Linked DNA regions of Homo sapiens: region 1 is linked to region 2. A link is a loop called in an ENCODE intact Hi-C map of the cell type or tissue named here. Cell type or tissue: GM12878. All regions are shown on one strand. Each heading gives the region's core, and the rest is flanking DNA. Links, peaks and the distances in the headings are about the cores only.

Region 1 (11,342 bases), core at 1,717-9,716, 120 kb after region 2:
TACCTTCTCCGAGTGTCTGGTTACCATCACTCTACTACTGGTTCTTTTAGTTCAACTTTTTTAGATTCTACATATAAGTGAGATCATGCCGTATTTGTCTTTCTGTGCCTGGATTATTTCACTTAGCATGATATCCTCTAGATTCATCTGAGTTGTTGCAGATGACAGGTCCCTCCCGCTTCTCTCTCTCTCTCTCTCCCCACTCTTCCTTAATCCCCTTCCCCTCCCCTCCCTGCCTCCCTTCCCTTCCCCTCCCCCTCTTTTTCTACCTCCCCTTCCCTCCCTCTTTTTTCCTTCCTTCTCTCCCTTCGTCCCTCCCTCCTTCCCTTCCTTCCTTCCTTCTTTCCTTTTTTTCTTTCCTTCCTTTCTTTCTCTTTCTCTCTCTTTTTTTTTTTCTTTGAAAGGGTGTCACTCTGTTGCCCAGGCTGGAGTACAGTGCCATGCTCACAACTCACTGCAGTCTCAACTTCCTGGGCTCAGGCAATCCTCCCACCACAGCCTCCAAGTGGCTGGGACTACAGTTGTGTGCTCACCACACCAGGCTAATTTTTAAAATTTTATGTAGAGATGGAGTCTTACTGTGTTGCCCAGGCTGGTTTTGAATATCTGGGCTCAAGCAGTCCTCCAGCCTTGGCCTCCCGAAGTGCTGGGATTATAGGCATGAGCCACCACTCCCCATCCTCCCGCTTTTCAAGGCTGAATAGTATTCCATTGTTTATATATACCATGTTTTCTTTATCCATTCATCTATTGATGGATACTTAGGTTGATTCCATATCTGGCTATTGTAAGTAATGCTGTAGTAAGCATGGGCATGCAGATATCCTTTTGACATTGATTTCAGTTCCTTTGGATATATACCCAGAAGTGTGATTACTAGATTATATGGTAATTCTATTTTTAGTTTTTTGAGGAACCTCTTTACCATTTTCCATAATGGCTATACTAATTGACACCCCCACAGCAATGTACAGGACTCCCATTTTTTCTGTATCCTTGGCAATACTTATCTTTCATCTTTTTAATAGTAGCCATTTGTTAGGTGTTAGCCAATAGCCAGGTGTTACGTGATATATACTTGTTTTAATTTTCATTTCCCTAATGAGTAGTGATGCTGAACATTTTCTCATGTACCTGTTGGCCATTTGTATGTGTTCTTTTGAGAAATGTCTGTTCAGGTCCTTTGCCCATTTTTTAATCAGGTTGTTTTCTTGCTGTTTATTTGGGTTCCATATATATTTTGGATATTAAATATTTTCTCCCATTCTGTGGGTTGTCTCTTTACTTTGTTAATATTTTCATTTGCCGTAAGGAGCTTGGTGGTTTAGCCATCCCATTTGTCTATTACTGCTTTTGTTGCCTATGCTTTCAGGGTCATATCCAAAAAGTTATTGCCCACATGGAACTTTCTCCCTATGTTTTATTCTAGTAGTTTTATAGTTTGACATCCGAAACATAAGACTTTCATCTATTTTGAATTGATTTTTTGTGTTATGTGAGACAAGGGTATGATTTTATTCTTGTGCATATGGATATACAGTTTTTTCAGTGCCATTTATTGAGGAGACAGTTCTTTACCCATTGTGTTTTCTTGGCATCTTTGTTATAAATCAACTTAGTGTAAATGCGTGAGTTCATTCCTGTTCCATTGGTCGATGTGTCTTCTTGTTTTTTGAGCCAGGGTGGTATTTGTAGCCCAGGCTGGAGTGCGGTGGTGTGATCTTGGCTTTCTGCAACCTCTGTCTTCTGAGCTGGAGCCGTCCACCCACCTCAGCCTCTTGAGTACCTGGGACTACAGGTGTTCACTACCACCCCTGGCTTATTTTCGTATTTTTAGTAGAGACGGGGTTTCACCATGTTGCCCAGGCTGGTTTCAGACTCTGGGCTCAAGCAGTCTGCCTGCCTCAGCCTACCCAAGTGCTGGCATTACAAGTGTGAACCACCATGCCTGTCCAGATGTATGGTTTTTTTTTTTTTGGTGCCAGTACCATACTATTTTGATTACAATCATTTTGTAATGTTTTGAAATCAGACAGGGTGATGCATCCAGCATTGTTCTTTTTGCTCAAGGTTGTTTCGGCTGTTTGATGTCTTCTGTGCTTCCATATAAATTTAAGGATAATTTATTTCTGTGAAAATTGACATTGGAATTTCGATAGATATTGCATTGAATCTGTAGATCACTTTGGGTAGTATGGACAGTTAGTTTCACAGTATTAATTCTTCCAGTCCATGAACATAGGATATCTTCCCATTTCTTGATGTTTTCTTAAATTTCTTTTGTGAGTTTTATGGTTTTCAGTATACAGGTCTTTTACCTCCCTGGTTGAAATTACACCTAAGTATTTAATTTTTTTGTTGCTATTGTAAATGGGATTATTACATTAATTTTCTTTTAGGATCGTTTGCTGTTAGTATATAGAAATGCTACTGATTTTTGTATATTTACTTTGTATCCTGCTACTTTATCAAATTTGTTTATTAGTTCTAACAGTTTTTTGGTGGAGTCTTTAGGGTTTTCCATATATAAGATCATGCCATCAGCAAATAAAGACAGTTTCACTTCTTCCTTTCCTACTGGGATCCCTTATGTCTTTCTCTTGACCATATTGCTCTGCCTAGGACTTCCAGTAATATATTGAAATTTTTATATTCAGTATTTTATATTTTATATCAATTTTATATTCAGTATTTTCATTATGATTTTATTTCACATATTGGGATTTCCATTTTAAGTGAAAGATTCTTAAACAATATCTTTTCTAGTTTCCAAATTTATTTATTTATTTATTTATTTATTTTCTTGAAAGGGAGTCTTGCTCTGTTGCCCAGGCTATGCAATGGTGCGATCTTGGCTCACTGGAACCACCACCTCCTAGGTTCAAGCGATTCTCCTGCCTCAGCCTCCTGAGTAGCTGGGACTACAGGCGTGTGCCACCATACCCAGCTAACTTTTGTATTTTTAGTAGAGACGGGGTTTCGCCATGTTGGTCAGGCTGGTCTCAAACTGCTGACCTCAGGTGATCCACCTGCCTCAGCCTCCTAAAGTGTTGGAATTATAGGCATGAGCCACTGCACCTGGCCAGAAGATTTTAAGTTATCCATTTATTATACATTTTTAGTTTTACTGCATTATTGTCAGAGAATGTTGCCTGCATGATGTTGGTCACTTGCTATGTATCATGTATTCTTTTATGGCCTACTATGTAATCCACTCTTGAAATATTTTAATATACTTGAAAAGAATGTGAACCGTTAGTTGTAGATAGAGCTGAATATAGTATCTCAAACTAATTTATTATGCTCAGGTAATTAATAAATAATGAACAATAAAGATGTTCAATACTTAATTTTTATTGGTTTGACATAGTATTTTCTGAGAAAAATAATTAAAATCTTCCACTGTTGTTGATTTAATTTTTTTAGTCTTCCAGTTTTGTTCTGAGAAACTCAGGTTGAGTTTCTCCTATCCAAAATGCTTGGGACAGGCCAGGTGTGGTGGTTCATGCCTGTAATTCCATCACTTTAGGTGGCCAAGGCAGGTGGATCACCTGAGGCCAGGAGTTTGAGACCAGCCTGGCCACCATGGCAAAACTCCGTCTCTACTAAAAATACAAAAATTAGCTAGATGTTGTGGCGTGTGCCTGTAGTCCCAGCTACTCGGGAGGCTGAGGCAGGAGAATTGCTTGAACCCAGGAGGTGGAGGTTACAGTGAGCCAAGACCGTACCATTGCACTCCAGCCTGGACAACGGAGTGAGACTCCATCTCAAAAAAAACAAAAACAAAATGTTTGGGACCAGATGTGTTTTGGATTTTGGATTTTTTTTGGATTTTGGAATATTTGCACATACATAATAAGATATTTTGGGGATGGGAGACATGTATAAACATGAAATTTGTAGGGTCCAGCCCCACAGGTTCGGTGGGTTTTCTCCCCGTGTGCGGAGACGAGAGTATAGAAATAAAGACACAAGACAGAGATAAAAGAAAAGACAGCTGGGCCCGGGGGACCACTACCACCAAGACGCGGAGACCGGTAGTGGCCCTGAATGCCAGGCTGCGCAGATATGTATTGGATACAAGACAAAGGGGCAGGGTAAGGAGTGTGAGCCATCTCCAGTGATAGGTAAGGTCACGTGGGTCACATGTCCAGTGGACAGGGAGCCCTTCCCTGCCTGGCAGCTGAGGCAGAGAGAGGGAAAGGGAGAGGGAGAGGGAGAGCTTATGCCATTATTTCTGCTTATCAGAGACTTTTAGTACTTTCACTAATTTTCTACTGCTATCTAAAAGGCAGAGCCAGCTGTACAGGATGAAACATGAAGGCGGACTAGGAGCGTGACCACTGCAGCACGGCATCACAGGCAGACGGTTAGGCCTCTGGATAACTGCGGGCGGGCCTGACTGATGTCAGGCCCTCCACAAGAGGTGGAGGAGTAGAGTCTTCTCTAAACTCTAAAAGAGTTTAGAGACTCCCTTTCCCGGTCTGCTAAGTAGTGGGTGTTTTTCCTTGACACTGACGCTACCGCTAGACCACGGTCCACTTGGCAACAGGTGTCTTCCCAGACGCTGGGACCAAGGACTCCTCTGGTGGCCCTGTCTGGGCATAACAGAAGGCTCGCACTCTTGTCTTCTGGTCACTTCTCACTATGTCCCCTCAGCTCCTATTGCTGTATGGCCTGGTTTTTCCTAGGTTATGATTGTAGAGTGAGGATTATTATAATATTGGAATAAAGAGTAATTGCTACAAACTAATGATTAATGATATTCATGTATAATCATATCTATGATCTATATAACTATTCTTATTTTATATATTTTGTTATACTGGAACAGCTCGTGCCCTTGGTCTCTTGCCTCGGCACCTGGGTGGCTTGCTGCCCACAGAAATTCATTTATGTTTCGTATATACCTTATACACATAGCCTGAAGGTAATTTTATAGAATATTTAAGTAATTTTATGCTTGAAACAAAGTTTATATTAAGTACTTAGGTGTGAAATTTTCTACTTGTGATATCATGTTGGTGCTTAAAAAGTTTTGAATTTCGGAGCATTTCAGATTTTGGATTTTCAGATTGGAGATGCTTAACCATCTCTTTCAGATTCGAGATTCATTTTGAGACCAGATTCATGTTGGTCTGAGTATATGGTTATGATCGATATCTATTATACTATTCATCATTTTGTTAGTGTGTAACATCTTTTTCATCTCTAATGTCATGTTTTCTTTTTGACATAACTTTCATTTTGTCTGATAAAATTATTGCCACTCAAACTTCCTTTTGGTTTATGTTTGCCTGGTATCTTTTTACCTCTTTTCCCATCAACATTTTTGTCCTTGTTTTATATGTCATTTGTGTTTATACTTCCAACATTTTTTGCACCTATTTTTTTTTTTTTTTTTTTTTTGAGATGGAGTCTTGCTCTGTTGCCCAGGTTGGAGGGCAGTGGTGCGATCTCGGCTCACTGCAACCTCTACCTCCCTGGTTCAAACAATTCCCCTGCCTCAGCCTCCCGAGTAGCTGGGATTACAGGCGCACACCATCAATGCCTGGCTAATTTTTTTGTATTTTTAGTAGAGATGGGGAGGGGGTGGGTGGGTGGTGTGTGCTTCACCATGTTGGCCAGAGTGATTTCGAACTGACCTCAGGTGATCTGCCCAACTAGGCCTCCCAAAGTGCTGGGATTACAGGTGTGTGCCACCACACCCAGCTGCACCCAATTGTTAGATCTAATTTTAATCTAATCTCAAAAATGGTCTTTTAATTGGTGATTTTTGCCTTTTAATTGGTGGTTTTGGTTTACATTATTGTAATGGCTAGTAAGATTTCGTATGCTATTTTAGAAAATGTTTTTTAGTCACTGTATATATGTTTTTTCTTTCTTTTATTTGTTTTTGAGGTGGAGTCTTGCTCTGTCGCCTAGGCTGGAGTGCAGTGGCACGATCTCAGTTCATTGCAACCTCCGCCTCCTGGGTTTAAGTGATTCTCCTGCCTCAGCCTCCCGAGTAGCTTGGATTACGGGCGCCTGCCACCATGCCTGGCTAATTTTTGTATTTTTAGTAGAGACGGGGTTTCACCATGTTGGCTGGGCTGGTCTCGAACTCCAGACCTGTGATCTGCCCGTCTCGGCCTCCCAAAGTGCTGGGATTACAGGTGTGAGCCACCATGCCCATCCTCTTTTTCTTTTTAAAATACAGGCAGGGTCTCACTATGTTGCCCAGGCTGGTCTCAAAATCCTGGGGTTAAGCAATCCTCCTGCCTTGACCTCCCAAAGCACTGGGGTTGCAGTGTGAGCCACTGTTCCTGGCTGAGTTGCTGTAGTGCGTGACATCTAATGAGGTACATGAAGAGGAGCCTTTGTGTGGGTTAGAATTCCCCTGTCTTTGGTCACAGGTGTTAACATAGTCTCACTGTGTTTCACACTTGGCTTCTAGCAATTTCTTAAAAATTTTTACTGAGTTCTTATCACCCTGCTGGTATGATATCAGTGGCCTCTTCCTCAGAGGTGCTATTGTCACATTTCTTTATGGAAGTGTCTTTCATTTGGTGGTGAGTTGGTTGCCTTGTGATTTCTGCCCTCTGATGGGTTTCAGAAAAGTGAATTTGCAGATTCTCTGGTTGGGTTATGTTGTGTGGTTGGGCACAATGTTGTTTGCAGCTTTCTACAGCCAGACCAAAAGCTAGAAATTTCCCTTGACCTCGTATTAAAAAAAAGTCAACAATAAATTACTCTGAGGTGTTTGACCTCCCTTACTTCATACAACCTTTTCTAATTCTTTAATAATTTAAGTACTTCTCTAAAAGTATTTTCATTTTTGATCTGTTGTCTGGCAAAATTTCTGAGGTCTTCTAAGCCAGAGAGTAATTTTATTATACCTTCACATTTAAGCGATAGTTTTGAATATAAAATTGAATGCTAAGGTATTTTTCTGCAATAGCTTTAAAATATTGCTCCATTTTCTAATCAGTGCTGTTACAATCAATGTTGATAAGACTAATGTCAATCTGATTGTTGCTTCTCATGGGTAGTGTTTCTAGGGGAAGAAACAAACCAGAAATGGGATATGGTGAAATAAATGTAAGCTTAATAGCTCAGAGAACATTACAAATAAGGGGATAGTAAGATACTGGCAAAGCATAAGGTGGTGGTCTCTTTTTGGAAAGAAGAAATTTTCTTTTTCAACTTGACTTGATTTTTTTTTTTGAAATTACACTACATTTAATTTGTGTATGTCTCGGTACCAGCAGACAACATAGTTTCTCATGAACTTGAAATAGGTAATTTATTACAAAAACAAAGCTAATTTTGATAAAAGTAATTAGTTGAGAGTCCAATATGATTTAAACCTAAGTTTTAAAAAGTCACCTCAAAAGGCTATAGGTTAGTTCTATCACCTGGTAATGCAAGATATGTAAGATCATGGGGTAAATACTGTAGAGGTAACTTTAATGCCCAAGAAGGAGGATTTGGGTATAGCAGCAGTAAATATCTTGTGAAGTGTAAATATAATCAAGAGGAAGCAGTCCTTTTAATTTCATTCTTTCTAAGATCTCTTAGTAAGTGTATATTCTATATATGTATATTGATTGTTGTCTCTTAATTTTTTAATGTTTTCTCCTTTTTTATTAATAGACTTAGAGCATTTTTAGGTTTACACAAAAATTGAGCTCATTCTCCCACCTCTACCCCCAGCAGTTTCCCTCATGATTAGTATTGTGTGCTGTGTTACAGTTGGTAAACCAATATGGATACATTATTTTTAACTACAGTCCATAGTTTACATTAGGGCTCAGTATCTACCATTATAGTATCATATAAAATGGTTTCACTGGCCTAAAAAATCCCCTTTGCTCCTAATCATCCCTTTCCTTCTTCCAGTTCAGCTCTTCTGCTTCCCTAAAAATCTACTACCACTCAACCCAGGAACTATTTAAGTTTATATTTTTATATCTCCCCGTGTGTATGCATGTGTGTGGTATATATATATCATGCATAATGAACGTTCTATCAAGTGGTTAAATAAAACTGTCACCATATGTTTTACAGAACTGTCATACAGTTGGGTGGCTACTAAACTCTACCTTCTTTCCCATTTTTAACTTGCATTTTTTTTGTTTCCTGAGACAGAGTCTTGCTCTGTCACCCAGGCTGGAGTGCAGTGGTTCAATCTCAGCTTACTACAACCTCTACCTCCCGGATACAAGCGAGGTGCCTCAGCCACCCGAGTAGCTGGGATTACAGGGGTGTGCCACCACACCCAGCTAATTTTTGTATTTTTAGTAGAGATGGGGTTTCACCACGTTGGACAGGCTGGTCTCGAACTTCCACCTCCCAGAGTACTGGGATTACAGGCATGAGCCACCGTGCTTGGCCCCCACCTTTAGCTTTCTTACTTGGATTTTTTTCTAGTCAAATATAAAAGAAAATAACTTTTCTAACTGCTAACTAGAATTTTTTGGATTTGATATGTGTACTACTTTTTAAAATGCTATGGAAAAGTAGAATTCCAAATGTATAATTATTAAACTTAATTGTTCTTATGGGTAATCACTGAATAGACTGTAGAAAATAGATTGAAAAGCTTAGCTTGTGCTTTAGACATAATTTAAAAGCACAAGTATCTATAGTTATCGCTTAAAGCAGTTGAATAAAGCTACTTTTCTCCTTCTCTGACTTACATTTCATTTTTACTAGTGAACAGCTCTGCGCTTTTTGTTACTGTGGGGAAAAAAGTTCCTTAGGACAAGGAGACTTAAAACAATTCAGAATAACGCCTGGATTTATCTTGCCATGGAGAAACCAACCTTCTAACAAGAAGGACATTGATGACAACAGCAATGGAACCTATGAGAAAATGCAAAACTCAGCACCACGAAAACAAAGAGGACAGAGAAAGTAAGCAGTTTCGACTTTAAATGTTGGAATAGATTAAGACTGCATATAATTTATTTCCATTATAATGTTTATAAATTTTCAAATGGGATTGTTCTTGTTGAACAGTTTCTCCTGTTCTCCACATTTATGGGATACTCTGACTCACCATTAACCCAATTAATCCAACAAACTATCCTTTTCACAAATTTTTCTTGTTATTTTTTAAAAAGTTTATATTAATTGTATATGAAAGCGGTGTGATCACAAAACTAAACTTTTGGAAGAAAACTTCAAAGAACATAACACAAGCTGAGAGGGAGGGAGTTCATGGAATTTATAAATGGAAATAATGTAATAATAAAACAGATCAATAAAGTCCTTCTTTTGTTTCTCTAAATAAGCTTTTAATTTTAAGAATATAACATAATACAATAGCAAATCCAGAATTGGTTTTCACTACTCATGTCTTTTGTGTCATTCATTCATCAATCCATTCAGTCATTTATTTAATTTATATATAAGTTTGTGTGCTTCAGAAAATGTTGCACTGTCCTATACATTCTTCCCTCCCTCCCTCCCCTGCCTTCCCTCCCAGAAGATGCTTTTTTCTTTTTTAAGGAATTTTTTTTTTGTAATGATGTGTGTATGTCTGTATTCACGGGCACATTGTAATTACCTAAAGGTCTTGTCTGATATAGTTTAAAATATTTTGTACAGTTGTGTTTAAAGACCATATTAATATGGAGACTTGGCTGTGCTGGTTAAGGGAGTAGAAGTTTCTGTAGTTGATGAGAATGTGTAAAAATTAATTTAGCTTGCAAAGCTAACACTGCCTCTTGAGGGTTATGATGTAATCACTCAAGTGCTTATCTGGCTTATATCCAAATTTAAGTACTAAATCATTGTTGTGTTGTACTTATTTGATTGGCTCATTGTTTTGAACTGCTGCCAATGCCTTGAAGACCTGAAGTAGGAAATGAAACAATAAAAAGAGGGAGAATCTTTTAAAAGAATTTAAGGTGGAACAGTTTAAGGAAACTTAGAAGTACTATATTTGGAGAGTTGTGATGTTTTGGAGGCTATAGCTTTTTCTTTAGTTGTCAGTTGAGTACACACATCTTAATAAAATAATCAAAAGGCCAGCAAACTTAAAATGTCTATTAGCAAATTTAATGGAGTGAATCAGGCTGTATCTTATATCCTCATGTTCTGCCTTAAATAATGGCAATTATATAAAATCCTCTCCTGAGAAATGGAATTGGTTTCATTTCCTTGTTTTAAAAGTGAAATTAATTTTTAGTGAAAATTCTTATGAGCTCAGATAATTATATAAAAATAGCCTTTGTTAAACGAAAGTCTTTATATATACTTAGTGCTTACCAACTTAATAAGTAATGATAATATGGCAGTTAATGAAGTACACTTAAAAATTTGGCATCATTGAAGGGTAGGCAATTAATTTAGCTTGGTAATGATTTCAAATATTTACAAAATGTATGTTGCTAATGAAGTTTAAATAGCTAGTTAATTTAAAAAACAATTTTACAAAGGTTTTGAAAATGTCTTTGCTCATTTTCACTAAATAAAAAAATCAAGAATTTTTTTCCTTTTTTTGTTTTATAACTAAGAATTTTGTGGGTATGCATTTCAGCTGATTCCTCTTGATATCTCTTTCTAAGCTGGGCTGCTGTCATCCTTAGTGTTGACATTGATATCTTACTGATATGGTATATACATACAAACCAGTCTCAAAACTTGAAGGTTGAATTTGATTAAGCTGCTGGTTAGGACCTGATTAGTAATAAATTAGTCATTCTCTTGGTTTTTTTACACCCCTTTCCCTCATCAAATACTAGTGCAAAACAGTATGCTAAAACAACATTTAGTAGTTATAGATGAACTGTTGGTCTTTTTTTTTTCTCCCAATAAAATAACAATGATTTGTAATGGAGCATATATTTGTAGGAATAGAGATTATACTTATAGGAAAGAATTTGTTCTCATTTTACTGTGGGCATTTATTAAAATGAGAATTTAAAGTTAGCATAGCATGCTATACCTTTTAAAAAAAGTCTATGCATTTCTAATGCTGAACATAAAAACATTACTGGTTATTTTTATATGGTTTGATATTTAAATGTACTTATTGAAATATGTTAATACTTTTTTTCTTTCAATGATTCCAGGTATAAAAATGTTTAGTACCCTGGTCATTGTGCTGATTTTCTCTTAATAGGAATCATGATAAATATCCAGCATACAGAAGTGCAGTGAGTTATGATCTATATTCAATAGTGATTTAATCCAGAATTATGATCAGGTTAAATACTATGATATTAGGAGAAGATTTAAGTTTTAGTGGTAGTCATCTGATTTCCCATATTTAATAATTAAGTACAATAGCCATTTTTATTTATTTAATGGTCTTAAATAATACCTAAAGTGTTAGACCTTGAAAGCCTGAA
Region 2 (11,342 bases), core at 1,062-9,061:
TTGTATTTGGTACTGTTTCCAGATGCTCCTGCCTTTTTGCTTTCATAATTTTGAAGGACCTCAGCTCCCTGCCTCCTAGATTTTTGCTACTGTGGTCTCAGAGCTGTGTAATTTGGATGACTGAGACGGAAAAACCTCTGGAAAACCTTTATTTATGTTGAATAAGTATTCCTTGAATCCTTCCTCAGCATCCTGGGTTATATTTGATTTGCTCTGTTCATGATAACTTCATGCCAAGGAGACTGCTATCAGCTCTCTTAAAACAGATCCCAACTCCCTGCTCATAGTGGCCAAAGGAATGGAGATTTCAGGCTGAGTTTACTTACCTGCATCATCATCTATCCAGAAGCATCCCTGCACAAACCTCTGTTTCTACCCTTCCATTCACTCGGCTCACTTTTCTGCTCTTAGTACCCTTTGTTTCTTGTGAACTCTCCAGCAGGAGTGACTTGCAATTTGTATCCACTGACACTTAAGTTCTCAGAAGTGCTGGAGAAGCGTATGGAAGTAAATTATCCTGATGTATAATTTTGTACATGTGAAACTCACCGTGGAAGTGCCTATTCTAATTTCAGTACGGAACACAGCTAAATATTTGGATCAATAATCCAGTTTTGAAAGCACACTTTATTTAAAGTACAATGTGCTGAAGAAAATGAAAAAAGAAAGGGTGCTTTCAAATTTGTACTGAGTAAACTTTCACTAGATCACATCATATGTTTATCACTAGTCACATATATGTTGTATTTCTATGTGTAATCGTCAGGCACTTTTAATTTCTAGTTTGCATTTACCATGCCAGCCTCCTCCTCAATCCCAAATTTCCTTTGGTTATAAATTTAGTAAATTTGAAAGAGCCAGCAGGGATTAAACCCTGAAGGTATTCAAATGACTATCTGACGTTATTCCTCATTTCAGCCATTTCAAAAAATTATGCTTTCATTTAGAATAGGCTCTGGGAATCAAAGTGTGTGTATTTTGCCCAAGTAGAAGACACAGTTTAAAGTTAACATCCTAGCTACTAGAAGGGAAAGCAAACATCGCTGGAAAAGGAGCCTATTTTTTTTTACCTTACACTAAAACTACACTGCGAAGATCAAAAGAAATCAACATGAGAGTGTGCCTCTTAACGCTAGGCCCAAAGTAGATGCTTATTAAATGATAGTTTACCCCAATCCTTCACAAATGGTTGATAGGTCTTACTATTTCCCCCCATTCAAATCTAGAATTTTTTCACTCTCATAAACTAATCGATAGTGAATGGAAAGCACAGAATAGATCATCGTCCAAGTGTTAGGTATTAGCCTGAGAAATCCAGAATCCCATATTTGTAACTGTCCTTCTTGAGAAAGTGCATTTTTCAGGCGGATTCTAGCCCCATTTTTCTTTTTACCATTTTTACATATTATGAGAGGTGGCTTAGAAGTACTTCGATTTTTGCCTCTTCATCACAACACACTGAACGTTAAAATCAAGTGGTTGGGTTTTTATTGGCTTATTTTGTCTCTAACCGTTTTATTTCTCGAGCTGTCATCGTTCTTTTCGTCTTACATCCTTATGAACCTTTTCTGGATTAAAAAAAATGACGTTATAATAAGGAAACTAACTGGCGTTGGATTCGAACGAAGTTGACTCCATTCCTTTTCCTCCCCGTAGTGTGGGCGCTACGAGGAAAGACCTCGGCGAGAACCAGCGAAGCCCGGGCTGCCCTCGCCGTGCGGGCGCACATTTGCTCCTCGCGCCGGGCTGCGCCGGGCGACCGCGGCCGCCTCGGCGTGTGTCCGCGGCTCCCTCCCGCCCTCGCCCGCAGTTCCCCGATCCCGATCCCGGATCTCTGGGTCCACAGCTTGGCTACCTCCCGAGCCGGAGCCGGAGCCGGAGCCGGAGTCGCGGCTGGGCCCGGCCGCCGCGTCACAGGGGGAGGGAACCCGGGGGGGAGGGGGAGGGGCGGTGAGGTCAGCGGCGGCGGCGCGTCCGCGGGCGGCGGGAGCGGCGCATGCGCGGAGCGAGGCCCGTGAGTGGCAGCGGCGGCGCGCGGGGGGCGGGCGAGGGGCCGAGTGTGGGGGAGCGGGCGGGGGCCGTCGAGGCGGCGGTGTGTGGGCGCGACGGCTGCGAGTTGGAGAGGTCTGTGGTGCGGGTCGCCCCGGGGGATCCCCGGCGCGGGCCTCGCGCGACGGCCACGGTCGCGCGGCGTGTGTGTGGGGTCCAAGCACACCCGCAAAACTTCCTCCTCCCCTGCTCCGGGAGAGCGAGCGAGCGTGTGTGAGAGAGCGAGTGTGAGGAGCGAGCCGCGGCCCGGCGCCCAGCGCCGCCACTGGAGCAGCTGTCAAAACTTCGCCGCCGCCGCCGCCCGGGCCTGACGGGCCTGACGCGCGGGGGAGGGGCGGCCGGCCGGGGGCGCGACCCCCTCGCCGCCCCCGCCGGGCCCCGCGGCCGGCCCTCCCCGCGCCGGGCCCCTTTCTCCTCCTGCCGCGGGCGGCTCGGGGGAGGGGCCGCGGGCGGAGACCCCGGGGGCCGGCGCCCCTCACGCCGCCCGCCCGCCCGGCTGCCCCGCCCGCCCGCACCCGCCGGCCCCGCCCGCCCCGCACCGCCCGCCCCGCCCGCCGCCCCCCGCCCGGCCCCTGCGCGCGGAGGTGCGCGCGCCCGCGCCGATGTGTGTGAGTGCGTGTCCTGCTCGCTCCATGTTGCCGCCTCTCCCGGTACCTGCTGCTGCTCCCGGGGCTGCGGGAAATGCGAGAGGCTGAGCCGGGGAGGAGGAACCCGAGCAGCAGCGGCGGCGGCGGCGGCCGCGGCGGCGGGAGCCCCCCAGGAGGAGGACCGGGATCCATGTGTCTTTCCTGGTGACTAGGATGTCGTCGGAGGAGGACAAGAGCGTGGAGCAGCCGCAGCCGCCGCCACCACCCCCCGAGGAGCCTGGAGCCCCGGCCCCGAGCCCCGCAGCCGCAGACAAAAGACCTCGGGGCCGGCCTCGCAAAGATGGCGCTTCCCCTTTCCAGAGAGCCAGAAAGAAGTAAGTTGAGTGCGAGGGAGCCAGGCCGGGAGCCAGCGGCGGCGCCGGGCCGGAGCTGTCACCGGGCGCCCGCCCCGCGGCCTCCGCGCCCCGGCGCCCCCCGGCGGGGTGGGGGCGGGGCGGGCCCGCGGGCGGTGGCGGCTCCCGGCCCCGGCCCCGCGCCCCTCGGTAGCCGCCCGCGCCCGGCCTCCCCCGCTCCGCGCCGCCCGCCCGGGCTCCCGCCGGCGCCCGGCTCCGCACACTTTACTTTTCAGTCGGGCCTTTTCACTGGGTCTTCTCCGCGACTCTTCTTTTGGAGAAATTTCTCGTAGCCGCGTCTTGGCCTAGCTGGATCATTGAGAAAACAAGCCCGGAGCGCGCCCAGGTAGTCCCCGGACGGACTCCGGGCGAACCGCCGAGCCGTCGGCGCTCGGGAAACTCTCGGAGCTGTCAAAACGCCCGGGCCAGGTGGTCTCGGGGCGCGGGCTGGGGGCGAGAAGAAAGCGGCCGGGCGAGTGCAGCTTTTGTTTGTCAGCGACTTGCTCCTGGAACTTTTCCTGGTCCCAAACCTGTGTTTTCTTCTTTTGATGATATATTAGGAAGCCATTTGACTTCTTCCTCCCCCCTCCCCCAACACCCAGCACCGCACTCCCGGGCTCCGAAAGCACAAGTCCTGTGGGATCCCCCAGCTTCGGGGAACGGCCTGCCTAAGTTTTGGAGACGTAGCCAGCGTCCCCTCGTAAGGCAGAATACCAAGAGCACTTATTCGGAGAGAGTGCAGATGTAAATGTCGCTTCCCTCGTAAGTCTTAGCTGTAAGGGGCTTGGGAATAGGGTCGCCTGCCTTTGAGCGTACAGTAGGGCTGGACCCCAGCTTATTAGAGGACCAGAAATGTCTTCTTACAGAACGGTTATTTGACGGCTTTGCTTGTAAATTAAGACACCGTTTTAGTGCCAGCGAACTGCTCGGCTTCTGTGGCTCTCGCGTGTGCCGTGGAAGAACTGTGAATGTCTCTCGAAGTTGTAGAATGGCGTGTGTGCTTACTCATTTCGTGAGATGATATTCTCATTGAACTGTCGGGAGTGGAAGGGTGCGCTGGGACGTGAAGGAAGCCAGCACGTTTATGGATAGGCTGTTTCTTTGGTTCGGGTGCATTCACTTAGTAATAGTATTGTTGTTTGGTGATTTGTAGTAAAAATAGTAGCGTGAACTGAGGCATAGCAGAGCTGGGTTGTGGGAACCCATTGAGCTCTTGACTTGAATGTGCTCTTTTCTTGCCCCGCTGTCCTTTTACTATGAAAATGATTCAGGGCCTTCAACTTGCCTCCATATTTTATTGCCAGCTGTTACCTAGCTATGATAATCGTGAGGGAAGCAAGTACAGGATGTGTGTACATTATTACATTAGCTTGTTCGTGATACAAAGTTAGGACTTATTTATTATGCCACTTGCGTTGTAATACAGTGGCAAGTATAAAATGCCCTTATTCTGTATTAACTGAAATTTGTAGAAGGAAGTGGAGGTTTAAGTAATTTTTAGACATGTAAGCCACTTTTTTTTGCATCCTTTAAAGCAACTCAGGACAAGCCATATTGGGGTTTTACCTTGATTGCCTCCCATTTCACTATTTGCAAAGCATTTCTTCATCTCTTACTGAACATTAATTTGCAAGTATTGTTTTAAATTTGCATTTGAATTCTTACTCCAGAAAGATTAGATCTATGTTGTCACACCCCACACCCCATACTCCTGTAAGGGCGTGCTTGTGCACGCGCACACGCGCACACTCACACGCACGCGCACACTCGCACACACCCTACTTTTGAAATGAGCTCATTTGTATTAGTGCAGCTCCTGAGTGCACTGGACGATTAGGGTATTGCCACTTTATTATTTTAATTCTGAATCTCATGAAGAAATAGGCAGCCTTTGGAGAAGATAAAAAATTTCTGCTGAATAACAGTATAATCTAACTATGAAAAATCAAAACTTTTGGAAATATTTAGAACAAATGTAAGTCTGTAGAGAGCTTTTTCTTTTAGATTTGAAAACTAGTACTGCTTTCTTTATAGGAAATTAAAGTCTACTGGTAAATTTGACGGGTCTAAACTTTTTAGAGCGTTTTTTTTGAAATTGTGTCTTTTGAAGGGAATGGAATCTCCAGTTGTTTTTAGCAACATGTAAATGGAAACTAACATATGAATTGGAAAGCAAAGAGGTTTTTGAATTGTGTATCTCTATACTGTATAAGAATCCATGCAGAAAAGACCCTGTAGTTGGACAGTAAAGACCCTGAAAGTGAAACTTATGTGTAACCAGTGTAAATTAGGTTTGTAACCAGTGAAATTATGTGAAATTGCAAATAATTCACCTGAGAAATGAAAATTAATCTTCTTTGCTAAATCTCATAGAGATATTTTAAGTTGCTAATGTTACTTAGATGTTCATTAACTTAGTGAGTTACATTAAGTAGAGAAGATGCCTTTTTTTTTTTTTTCTGGACGAAGTCTTGCTCTGTAGCCCAGGCTGTAGTGCAGTGGTATGATCTCGGCTCACCGCAACCTCTGCCTCGTGTATTCAAGCGATTCTCCTTCCTCAGCCTCCAGAGTAGCTGGGATTACAGGTGTGCGCCATCGCACCTAGCTAATTTTTTGTATTTTTAGTAGACACAGGGTTTCACCATGTTGGCCAGGCTGGTCTTGAACCCCCGACCTCAGGTAATCCACTCTCCTCAGCCTCCCAAAGTGCCAGGATTACAGGCGTGAGCCACCGCACCCCGCTGAGAAGATGCCTTTTGACAATGAAGTGGATTTATGTATTTATCTTTGGCTTAAAAAAACATGCACCACCAATTACACTTTCCTCAAGTTTAAATTTTTAATAATTAGGTAAATAAAGCATTTTCTTGTCTTATAGTGTTAGCTAGATTGTTTTTGTGTATTTTGTCATGAATAAAAAGCATAGCTATATAGTTACTGCTTTTACATTAACTATAAATATCTTAAAATTTTACTACCTAAAATCAAGAAACTTGAACTGAAGCTATTAATCTTAGAGTTGGAAAAGTAAATACATAGAGGTTTCCTATTGTACAAATGTCAAGTGGCACAGTGAAATTTACATTCATTTGAAAGTTTTCCTTAACTGTAAAAAGTATCAAATTATTTGATAATTTGGAGTAGTTCATCATCTTTATCAGAGGCACAGGTCTTAACCATTGGCAGGCCTCTGTCAGAATATGCACATATTAAAGATCTCATTATTTTTGTGTTAATGTTAAAAAATTTTTCTGAAGCTTTTTTCTTATTTTTTCCATCCTTACACTGTAAATTCACATTACCAAGTTGGGAAGCCAAAGAAACATTCTACTCTACTATGTTTCTTACCAGTTCATGAAAGTTGATGTTAGAAATGGGTGTGGGTGTGGGGGATGGGGGTGGTTGTACAGAAGCAGCAGGTGGTAGGTATAGGATTTCTGAAGCACTATCCTTGGCCTTTTTTGAGTAAACTCTTTATACCCTGAACCACTTTCTTTTCAGAGGGCAATTGCTATTATTAGAGAGCCACCTTAAGCATTATTGTTGTAGAAAAATTAGGCACAACCAGTGATTGTCATTACAAGGACCAGCAAAAATGGCTAGGTTGCTACTCTGTATTTGTAACGCCCTTCCCCCAACAAAATTTCTCCTTTTCATAGCTGTGAATTTGAAATAAGTGATAGAAAACTGTACTGCATTACAATATATACCATTTAATAAAACAAGTTTATAGTTGAGAGACAGCACTATTATTCATGCTTTTTGAGATAATGCAAATTTGTAATTTTTATGACAGCAATTCTTAATAATTTATTGTCCAAGAGATCTGATAAAATTTTTGATATTATTGGTCTCTGGGACTCAATAGGCACTGAAATGTTTTAATTCAGTTGAAAAGTTGACTCAGGATTGCTACCCTCTCTTACCTGTTAGGAGGTTGTTGTTTAACCTGACCTGAAATTCCCATGAATAAGAACCTGTTTTTTTTCTTTTTTTTTTTTTTTGACAGAGTCTTGCTCTGCCGCCCAGGCTGGAGTGCAGTGGTGCGATCTTGGCTCGCTGCAACTTCCGCCTCCCAGGTTCAAGTGATTCTCCTGTCTCAGCCTCCCAAGTAGCTGGAGTAGCTGGGACTGCAGGCACGTACTACCATGCCTGACTAATTTTTGTATTTTTAGTAGAGACGGGGTTTCACCCTGTTAGCCAGGATGGTCTCAATCTCTTGACCTCATGATCTGCCTGCCTGGGCCTCCCAAAGTGCTGGGATTACAGACATGAAACACCGCACCTGGCCCAGGGAATTTCTAATATTTGAGAAGATGTTATTTTTAGTCTATTATACAAATTTATATATTGTTTACTAATATATAAATTTACATATTAGTTACTAATATGTAAACTTACCAATTTACATATTGGTTACTAATATGTAAACTTGATAAACATGGATTTCCATGGAAATATAAAAGTATCACAACAATTTGTTTTCCCATTCTGACACTTGTGATTTATTACATTTTCGTACTATTTCAGTTAATTCCATAATGCCAGAATTGTTGTTAATCTGCCAAGTGACAAGCCACACTGCTTCATCTCATTCCTCTGTTCCGCAAAACTGCAAAGTTTCCCAGACCACAGTCAGGTTTCTCTGGGTAGATAGTGGTTGTCCAACTCTGTAAACTTAAGTCACTTTAAGTTTATGATGGAGGGGCTTCGTGAAACTTCATTGACCTTCCAAGGTGAAAATTGGTCAGTTTCCAGTTATAAAGGACATTAAGGATGGGTGTGGTGGCTGATATATGTAATCCCAGCACTTTTGGGAGACTGAGTCAGGAGGATCACTTAATCCTCATTTAAAAGGAGTTTGAGACCAGCCTGGGCAACAAAGTGAGGCCTTGTCTCTACAAAAAAATTAGCTGGGTGTGGTGGTAGGCACCTGTAGTCCCAACTACTCTGGAGACTGAGCTGAGAGAAGATTGTGTGAGGCTTGGAGGTTGAGGCTGCAGTGAACGGACATCACACCACTACACTCTAGTCAGGTGACAGAGCAAGACTCTCTAAATAAATAGGAACATTAGATGGTCTCTCTGCACTCTTGCCTGGTGGGGACGTGTTAGATACCCTCGTTAGGTTGTGATTTAGTTTTTAATCTGTGAGATGTTTGGGCCAAACAACTTTTAGCTGCCATGGAATAAACTTTACAGTCAGCGTGTGAGTTTGTGTTTGCCTTTACTTTTTTTTTTCTATATTGTTTTGGTCCATTTTTATCTTTTAATTTCAGAAAGCTGATTAATCTCTTCCTTTTCTCTTTAAAAATTTTCTTTATCATGTTTGTGCTACAGTGGTTATTTTGAGAACTTGTTGGCAGGATAAGTGGCAAAAGTTACGAAGTAGAATAGAGATGATTTCTGTTTTTTTTTTTTTTTCTTTTTTTTGAGACAGTCTCACTCTCTTGCCTAGGCTGGAGTGCAGTGGCGTGATCCTGGCTCACTGTGGCTGCCGCCCTCCGGATTCAAGCGATTCGCCTGACTCAGCCTCCCAAAAAGCTGGGATTACAGGCGCATGCCACCACACCCAGCTAATTTTTGTGTTTTTAGTAGAGATGGGTGTTCACCATGTTGGCCAGGCTGGTCTCAGACTCCTGACCTCAGGTGATCTGCCTGCCTCGGCACTCCCAAAGTGCTGGGATTACAGACGTGAGCCACCACGCCCGGCTGAGATTATTTCTTTTTTTATTATAGCTATTGCTTGTAGATATATGCTGGTGGTTATCTGTGAAAATGTAATAGAAAGGCTGGGCACGGTGGCTCACACCTGTAATCCCAGCACTTTGGGAGGCTGAGGTGGGCGGATCACAAGGTCAGGAGTGGGAGACCAGCCTGGCCAATATGGTGAAACCCCGTCTCTACCAAAAATACAAAAATTAGCTGGGCGTGGTGGCAGGCACCTATAGTCCCAGTGACTCGGGAGGCTGAGGCAGGAGAATCGCTTGAACCCAGGAGGCAGAGGTTGCAGTGAGCTGAGATCATGCTATTGCACACCAGCCTGGGCGACAGAGTGAGACTCTGTCTCAAAAAGAAAAAAAAAAAAGTAATAGACCAATCTTGGATTTATAATTGGAAGTGTTGATCCCTTTATTTGCAGAATTTGAAGGACTTAAGAGCACAAGTTGAGAGAAACAAATGACACAGCTCTTTTTGCACTTTGTAATATTCTAGAAAAAGCCTCAGGTAAAAGGAAAATTGTTTCACTTTGTTTCTGCTGTTAATTTTGTGATGGCAGTAACTACATATGATCTACAAGTGTAAAATTGTTTAACAAGTCTTAAGTTTTCTATACTTCTATGTAACTTTTTAGATCTTTCATTTGGTACATGTTATTTAAAGAGCTACAAAGTGCTAAATATGTCCTGGGATGAACAGTCAACCCTGGAAGATTTATTGTGGCCTAGAGGGGTGCTCAAAGATTTGGAGGAAGTAGTATTTGAATTAGACCTTGAAGGATTGGTGGGATTTAGCCAAGTAGAATGACAAGAAAATGAGTGTGTGAGGGAGCAATGTGAATGAAATTATTGAGGGAAGGAGGTGTAAAAGGTGGGGTGGCTTCTGACTGTGTGACTAGAACAGAGGCTGTGTGTAGTGGTGAGGCCAAGCTGTGATAGTTCTTGAATGCCAGACTCATGAGTTTGGGCTTTATCCTGTAGTCCAGGAGTTATAAACTGTTTACAGGGAGCAGGTAAGCAATTTAAATGAACAGTAGGCTGCTTCTAAGAATCTGAATGACAACTGACACTTTAGACCTTGGGTTGGGGAGAAAATGGGAAATAATAACAGCCTTGGGGAAGTCTAGGAGTCCTTATGCCCTGCTTAAGGTGAAACTGATACAGAATTCTGGCTGATGGTTGCTATTTGAGATGCTGTTTCTAGATTTTTCAAGAGGGCGGAAATTTGGATTTTTATGATTTTTTTTTTTCTTTTTTGAGATGGAGTTTTACTCTTGTTGCCCAGGCTAGAGTGCAATGGTGTGATCTCGGCTCACTGCAACCTCTGCCTCCCGGGTACAAGTGATTCTCCTTCCTTAGCCTCCTGAGTAGCCAGGATTACAGGCACCCACCACCATGCCCGGCTAGTTTTTTTTTTTTTTTTTTTTTTTGTATTTTTAGTAGAGACGGGGTTTCACCATGTTGGCCAGGCTGGTCTCGAACTCCTGACCTCAGGTGATCCACCTGCCTCAGCCTCCCAAAATGATGGGATTACAGGCATGAGCCACCGCACCCAGCCCTTTTTATGATTTTTAAACTTGGATTTTAAGTGTTTTTCATTAATTAGAATCTAAAACGGTATTTGCGCCTATACTTTGTAGGCTAGGTTTAATCTGCGGACCACCAGGGGACTACAGGTCTCAATCTCTGCTTTATGCCCAGTTATTTTATTTTTTAAATGAAAGTTTTCAAAGCAGGTATTTACAGTATTCTTGAGGATAGGAACCTTACTAAATTACTTTGTATTCTGTTTAGCATTTATGCATTTGAATGTAGGCACTCAAATACTTGGTGATTTAATGATGCCTATTATTAAAAAAACACTGTGGTAATAATATGGAGACAGGAGTTACCTGGAGGCAGAGATAATAGGCTGTTACAATAGTTGTAGTGTGAGAGATCAAGCCAAAGCATAGAATGTTGGTAGTGCGAATGGGGAGGAAGATTCCAGTCACTGCAAAGGAGGAATTCGGCAGTTTCTGGCATAGATGTTGTAGCAGGCATCCAAATAGATTGGATGCCTGCTAAGCATTCGGGGAAGTAGGACTGGAGTTGAGGAATCGATTAGGATAAGTATTTAAAGATGTGACTTAACATGTAATCACTGAGAATATGGCGTATGGGAATTAGTAAAGGATTAGGATGCTTTGTTGCCCTTAGGAGATAGGGGACCAGTTATACCCGGAAAAACAAGAAAGGAAATCAGAATATATTCTCATGACAAATGGACAACATATACATACAAGATGCTCATGGCAGCAGTATTAGTAGTAGAGAAAAGTTGGCAACAACAAAATATGCATCAATGGACTACCATGCAGTTTTAAATCAAGACATAGAGATAGATCTGTGGGCCCTGAAGTGGGAGAATGTCTATGATACATTGTTGAACTAGAGAAAAACCTTTCCAAAAGTTGTAAAGCAGTAAGTTTAGCAGTAACTTTATTTTGTGAAAAGCACATAAACCCAAACTGTGTGTATATTTTGTGCATATAAAAAGATTGGGAAGAATACATAATAAATATTAATACTCTGGGGGCCGGGCGCAGTGGCTAA

What was found. Peaks named below come from ENCODE experiments on the same cell type or tissue, not always from the same donor. Only the 100,000 strongest peaks of a DNase experiment are listed, where the experiment ranks them.
Region 1: it touches region 2 in a loop (3.0-fold over the local background); 3 of 110 quality-filtered maps call a loop at or near these places.

Annotation. Positions count from the first base shown.
Region 1 is chr7:152,312,694-152,324,035 of GRCh38, reverse strand. KMT2C (lysine methyltransferase 2C) reads left to right here. Exons shown (of 59, transcript NM_170606.3): 4 at 8,698-8,898. Among named protein-coding and RNA genes, the nearest start is that of KMT2C, 120 kb to the left of the region's middle. In GM12878, for the core only: no CTCF peak of the experiment used is centred there; a DNase peak (open chromatin) is centred at 6,385; H3K27ac peaks cover 2,384 bases.
Region 2 is chr7:152,427,294-152,438,635 of GRCh38, reverse strand. KMT2C (lysine methyltransferase 2C) reads left to right here and starts at 2,633. Exons shown (of 59, transcript NM_170606.3): 1 at 2,633-3,010. The coding sequence starts at 2,850. It also overlaps the pseudogene FABP5P3. RefSeq lists silencers at 1,617-1,956, 1,997-2,286, 2,377-2,426, 2,807-2,866 and enhancers at 3,347-3,576, 3,617-3,666, 4,137-4,206, 4,517-4,566. In GM12878, for the core only: no CTCF peak of the experiment used is centred there; DNase peaks (open chromatin) are centred at 1,926, 4,015, 4,325 and 4,725; H3K4me3 peaks cover 6,380 bases; H3K27ac peaks cover 3,464 bases.